Regions from separate parts of the Mus musculus genome. Here region 2 is linked to region 1. The links are chromatin loops, found by intact Hi-C in ENCODE. Cell type or tissue: left cerebral cortex. All regions are shown on one strand. Each heading gives the region's core, and the rest is flanking DNA. Links, peaks and the distances in the headings are about the cores only.

Region 1 (2,912 bases), core at 181-2,680:
TTCCCAATAAAAGTAACTCAAGAGAGAAAGGACTTATTTCTGGTCACAGTTCAATTGCACTGTCTGTAGTGGGAGGGAAGTCAAGGCAGCAGAAACTTGAAGCACCTATTTCTGCCATGTCCATAATCAAGAAGCAGTGATGGGTATCTGCTACTGCTCAGTTCACTTTCTCTACTTCTGCTGTCCAGGATCCCAGCCAGTGAATGGTGCCACCCACCGTGGGCAGGACCTCCCATGTCAATGGATGCAGTCAAGGACATGTAGAGATGTCCTTCTCCCTTTGGGACATGAGCACTCTGCCCATCCCACCCTCTTTGCCATGGAGGATCAAAAACTGAAACTGTGACCTCAAGCAAATCTTTCTCCCTTTAAGTTGTTTTCTTGGGCATTTTGTTCACTGGGGAACTAACAGATACAGCATCTGTCTGAACCTGCAAGAACTAGGGTGCTTGTGAAATATGAAGAGTTTGTAACTCCACTCAAGGCTTAAGAACAACAAATCTTGGAGGTGGGACCAGGAATCAGCACGCATCCCCAGAACACTGTACATTCTCTTTACCGAGCAGCCACTGAAAAGGCAGAGGGACTCAAGCCAGCTCAAATTTGGGAAAAGAGCCATTGAATAGTTTGGGAAAGAGTGGCCAAACCTACTCCATCTTAGAGACCAGCCTCCATCTTAAAACAAAACAACTGAAAAAAAAATGGCCTGAGAATTTGGCCCCAAGCTGCATTCACATACCAGGAAGGACCACATGGCTGTCCTTGACCAGAGCTATTCCCTAGCTACTTCATAGCCACAGTTAATCAAAGATTAGTCTGATTGTTTCAGATGTACTTTCAGACCGCTTGTGATTGTATACTGTCTTGCTTCAGAGCACCCACCTGTGAGCTTACAATAGCCATTTAATTAGATGCTTGCCAGAATGGACACCCCCTCACTTGCTTCCATTTTCTATAAAACTTGGTCCTGATGAGAGTTTGGGGTTGCTCCACTAGATTGTCCTGTGGGCTGGAGGTGAGTTGGCCCACACTCGAGTTTGTAATAAAGAGACCCTACTGTGATCACATTGGAAACGGCTCCTTGGTGGTCTTTTGGGGTTCATTAATGCTTCCTAGCATAACAGGAAAAGTATGGGACAGGGTAGTATGCCTCCTAGGCATGAAGAATGATGACCAGGGAAGGGACAGGATGGAGAAGTGACCAGGAGTATTTATCTCAGGTTCTGAGAGTCTTGGACAAATGGCAGGAACTGGAAAGAAAGATAGACCCAAAAAAACAAAACCCAAACTCCACTGCCTAATTGTAGATTTTCCTGATGTCCCACTGGCTTTTGCTACTCATACTTTATGAAAACCAGGTTCCCTCTTCACATTCTTCATTACCCTCTTCCATCTTCACCCCCTCCCAACACCTATTACCCAACCTACATTTCATCCAAGTGTAGCCTGGATCCAAATGGAAAGTTTGTTAGAAGAAAAAGAAGAGGATGTGCAGTGGCAAGGGAAACTGCTGGTTGCCGTGGGAACTGTGCTGCTGCAGGGTCTGAATGGCTTTCTGTTTGCTGACGTCCATTCTTCAGGGCAGGCCTTGGCATCCGCAGGGACTGGGCACCATATCCTCTGTGTCTCCCGTTTCCGGCATCCGGCCTGGTGGCATGCACCCCAACAGGTCTCCTGGTAGCAGGCAGGGCGTGCAGGATTGAATGCTTCCTCCTGACCTCTTGTCCCATTGCTGCTGCCCTGCCCAGCTGGGAAACGAAGGGAAGCAGAGGGTGTTTCCCAGCTGTTTGAAGAGAGAGTTCTTGTTTTCCACTTGCATTTCATCCTTGCTTCCCCTGTCATCCAAACATGAGCCATTGGCTGTCTGCCTGTCTCCTGCTGGCCAGCGGTCCTCGCTGTTCTCAAGGCTTGAATTTCTATTTATACTGTAGGAACTGAAGAATTTGTTTTCACTCAGCTCGGTACCCTGGGTGAGCTGCTGTCTGTAATATATCCTCCTCAATTTTGCTGCGGGAGCTGATTAGAATGGTTGAAATGACCATGTCTGAATGATCCCCGGCCACATTAGACAGGGTTGACCTAAATAGACAAGGTTTATTAGATTAGGCTAGGGATGGCTAAGGCCTCCTGGTGGCTTTACCACACTGGATATGGACAATGTGTGGCCACACTGCAGGTTATCATTTCGCACGCCAGTTCCCCCAATTGCCAAGTGACCTTACACCCCTCCACCGTCACACAGGATTTTGTTTTGTTCTTTGATTTTTTTTTCCCCCTGCTTGTCACACTTTTTACTTTGTCTCACTGAGGCCTGAATGACCTGGCCTGGCTTGTGAGGTTTCAGGGGGAAGTAAAGATTCTAACAGGGACTTTTCAACGATGTTTTGTGTTAAGAATATACTGTTCTGGTCAGGTGGCGCTGAAGAAGTGGTTGTGATGAACAAGAGACTGAAACCACTGAAGTGAAACCTTTGCTTTGCCGTGACAAAGGATACAGTCAGCTGGGGCCGAAGAAGCAGCTCTGATTAAAGGGCAGCATCATCTGGGAGAAAAACCTTCCAGTGTTTCCTTGGGGATCAGTATATAGATGTTGTGGCCCAGAGGGAGCCAGGGCTTTGCCTTGAGCTTGGAGCTGAACTTATTAATGTGTACAAGTCTTCTAGTTGGTACTTGTTTTGAAAACATGAAGGGGTCACGGAAAACAGCTGAGGACTGGCACCATGGAGAAGCCAGGAAAGGCTATTGGGGAAGGTGCAGCCTCAGTTGCAGTAGAAGCCCCAGGGAAGAAGGGATGGTGGAAAGAAGACTTGGCATCCGGTGGCATGGTTAGAGTCCCTGAAGAGTGCCTAGGAAAGACTTTTGGTGAAGTTGCAGCCCAGTTGCAGAGACCTCAGAGTTTTGAAGATGCCAGT
Region 2 (2,912 bases), core at 279-2,778, 54 kb after region 1:
GACTCTGGAGTTTCAACCACTGTTTCCTTCAGCACTGGGCCTCTACTGGTGCTGTTGACTTCAGGCCCCCAGGACTGGCTCTCCCTATATAATGCTGTGCTCTCAAATCAGGTCTGTGTTGCATGTACCTGGTTTTTTTTTCAGTCTGGAGTCCACTAGTGTGCTCTTACTGCTTAAGAAGTAATTTTAGAAATCAAAATCATTAGTGGTGTGTGTGTGTGTGTGTGTGTGTGTGTGTGTGTGTGTGTAGCAAATGTGTGAGCACATGGTGATGGGGGGCAAGCACCTGCAATGGTGTGGAGATCAGAGAACAACTGGTAAAGTGGTTCTCCCCTCCAGCCATCATGTAGGTTCTTTGGTTAGAACTTAGGTGCCCAGGCTTGGGTGGTGGGTGCGTCTTCCCATTCAGCCATCTCACCAGCCCTCATTCAGGAAGCATGTCACCTGATTCTCTACCCTACTCATCCCATGAGTACCCCTGGTGTTGGGTAGGAAACAGGGTTCCAGGATGGGTAAGGAGGCATCTTTGTATTTCATTCATAACTTTTCCATACATCAGGATCCAACCTGCACCCAAGGATTGCAGTAGAAACCCCAGTGGTAATAATGTATTTGGGACACTAGCTCTAGAGTGGACTTCAAAAGTCCCTCCATGTAGATACATTGGACAAGAGCTATGCATCTCCCTAAATAGATAAATCATTGCTGGTGTTTGGGAATTGGGTTTAATATAAAAGATTCTTTGTTATGATTTTGTGATTTTTCTTGGCATGCCATTTAGTTTGAAATGAAATGTGCGCTATAAGACATTTGAAACTGCTTGATTAAATGCCAAGCCTGTTAACAGTGTGTGAGCGAAGGGCAGCCCATCAGTGTGGAGATTCAAGTGAGGAGTACTTACACGTCCTCTGGATTCTCTTGCCCTCGATCCCTGTGTCTGGAAAGACATTCCTGTATTCTGACGAGCATCTGCATTAGGGAAAAACATCATTAGTTCTCTTGGACCCATCCATCGCCTCGACTTTCAACATTCTTTCCCATCAAAGCAGGGAGGTACATTAAGGTCAACTACATGATGATTCAGAGAGGAAAGCCCATCACACAGCGATGAAAACAGACAGCAGCAGGAGGCAGAGCCCAATCAAGTGCAGCCTTGCCTTGCCGCTCCCTCTCTGGGAGATTAGTATGTGGTTTTGGCACAGGACAGCAACTTGGGGGAGAAAGCAAAGTTTATGGATATGGTTGTCTTTTCTCCTCTAAGCCAACTAGTGCCTTGTTTTTCTGTGAGCCTGCAACTGTGGGAAAATTGCTAGAGTGTAAAGTTTCCCTCTTTGTCCTCGGTGCACTTCATTTACCAGGGAGCCAAGTTGGGAACAGAGCCGCCTCTCACACAGCCCATGAATGACTCCATTTTCTCAGGGCAGCCACTGCCTGCCCATTGTTTAACTGTCATGGCCTCTTGTATAGGTGTTCCCTGCAGCCCGGGCTGTTATGTAACGCCTGGGCAGGGAACATTGCGTGAGAGAAAGAGAAATCAGAGAGGAAAAATCCAGAGGGCAGCCCAGACCAAACTGTCTTCCTGGAGGGGGTAGAGGTGGGTGGGGGGGGGGAGGGTGGAGAGAGAGAGAGAGGGAGAGAGGGAGAGAGAGAGAGAGAGATTCGTGTAATCATGTGTAATCTTTTTCCTCTGGCTTGTTTGCTTGAGTGATAAAGCCTGGATGCTGGCATTTAAAGCCCCACGGCTGGCAGAAATGAAGGCTTCTGTTTATATCCACAAGACAGGACATGCTGTACCCTCACATCAGTGCAGCTGTTACCTAGGTCCTCCCTCAAGACTCTGGCAAGAAACCCTATGCCTTACTGAAGGCCTAAGTGGAAAGGATTTTCCCTCACCATAGGCTACACCATGTTCCTCTTTCCTGCCACCTCTGTGGCTCAGGGAGCCTCTGAATCCTGCCTGTCAAACGGGCACCTGTGTCAATTTCCACGTTGGCATGGTTCTCCATCAAGTGCAAGGTCAAGAGGCAGCCACCTCTCAGTGCTGCCATTGTCTCTCATACCTGCATGAGTTCTGGTGTTTCCCACTGCAGTGATTTGAATGAGAAATGACCCCTGTAGGGATGGGTATTTGGGAAGTGCTCTTTGGGGACCTTCAGGAGGTACACCAGGAAGTACATCACTGGGGGTGGGTTTTGAGAGATTATAGCGTCCACTTCCTTTCAGTTCCCAGTGGCTCTGCTTACTGTTGAGAACTTAATTCCTCAGGCTCCTCCTCCTGTCCACATACCTGCTGATCATTGTCATGTTTTCCTGATGTGTTGATCTCCTATTCCTCTGGAACTGGAAGCCAAAATAAGCTCTGTCCACCACAGGTCACTTTTGGTCATCGTGGTTTATCACAGCAACAGAAAGTAGCTAATACACGCCTCATCCCCTTCGGTCACACTGCCAATACTGTGGTAGGATGGAGGGTGTGGAGGTGAGGCTTAGCCTGTCAGCACTGGCCTTTCTTCCTAGCTTGTTCTGTAGACTCTGAGTCCTGGCACCATCAGGACAGATCTCACGATGAATAAAGATGGATGCTCCTGAAGAGTGCTGCACCCTCTCTTCCAGTCTTAGAAAGTCACAGTCCTGCTGCACAAGGATACCCTGATGGATTTGCAAGTGAGAAACCTAAACCCCTCCCACAGGCCATTCTCAACCTGAACTGCTCTCCTGGGCCAATTCTCAGCTATGCTACCAGCTCCCTGGAAACAGAGACTTGACTTGTATTGGTCTTGGTTGAATTCGTTGTTCACAGCTCTGTTGTGGGTGTTTGATAACTGGTTGAGTTAAACTGAAGCAAATTTAGTTTAGAATACCTAAAGATAAGCATGCATTTTGTTTTGTAAATCAGAGATGTGATAATGGAG

What was found. A loop is a pair of places that touch in the nucleus more often than their neighbours do. Peaks named below come from ENCODE experiments on the same cell type or tissue, not always from the same donor. Only the 100,000 strongest peaks of a DNase experiment are listed, where the experiment ranks them.
Region 2: a loop joins it to region 1, with 6 times the contacts of the local background. A loop is called at or near these places in 4 of 42 quality-filtered maps.

What each region holds. Positions count from the first base shown.
Region 1 is chr1:154,101,374-154,104,285 of GRCm38, forward strand. The region is part of intron 1 of Gm46165 (a long non-coding RNA gene); the gene reads left to right. The region is part of intron 2 of LOC108167736 (a long non-coding RNA gene); the gene reads right to left. Among named protein-coding and RNA genes, the nearest start is that of Gm46165, 39 kb to the left of the region's middle. In left cerebral cortex, for the core only: a CTCF peak has its summit at 223; a DNase peak (open chromatin) is centred at 1,716; H3K27ac peaks cover 2,500 bases.
Region 2 is chr1:154,155,501-154,158,412 of GRCm38, forward strand. No RefSeq gene overlaps it. Among named protein-coding and RNA genes, the nearest start is that of Zfp648, 44 kb to the right of the region's middle. In left cerebral cortex, for the core only: no CTCF peak of the experiment used is centred there; DNase peaks (open chromatin) are centred at 1,357 and 1,766; H3K27ac peaks cover 2,444 bases.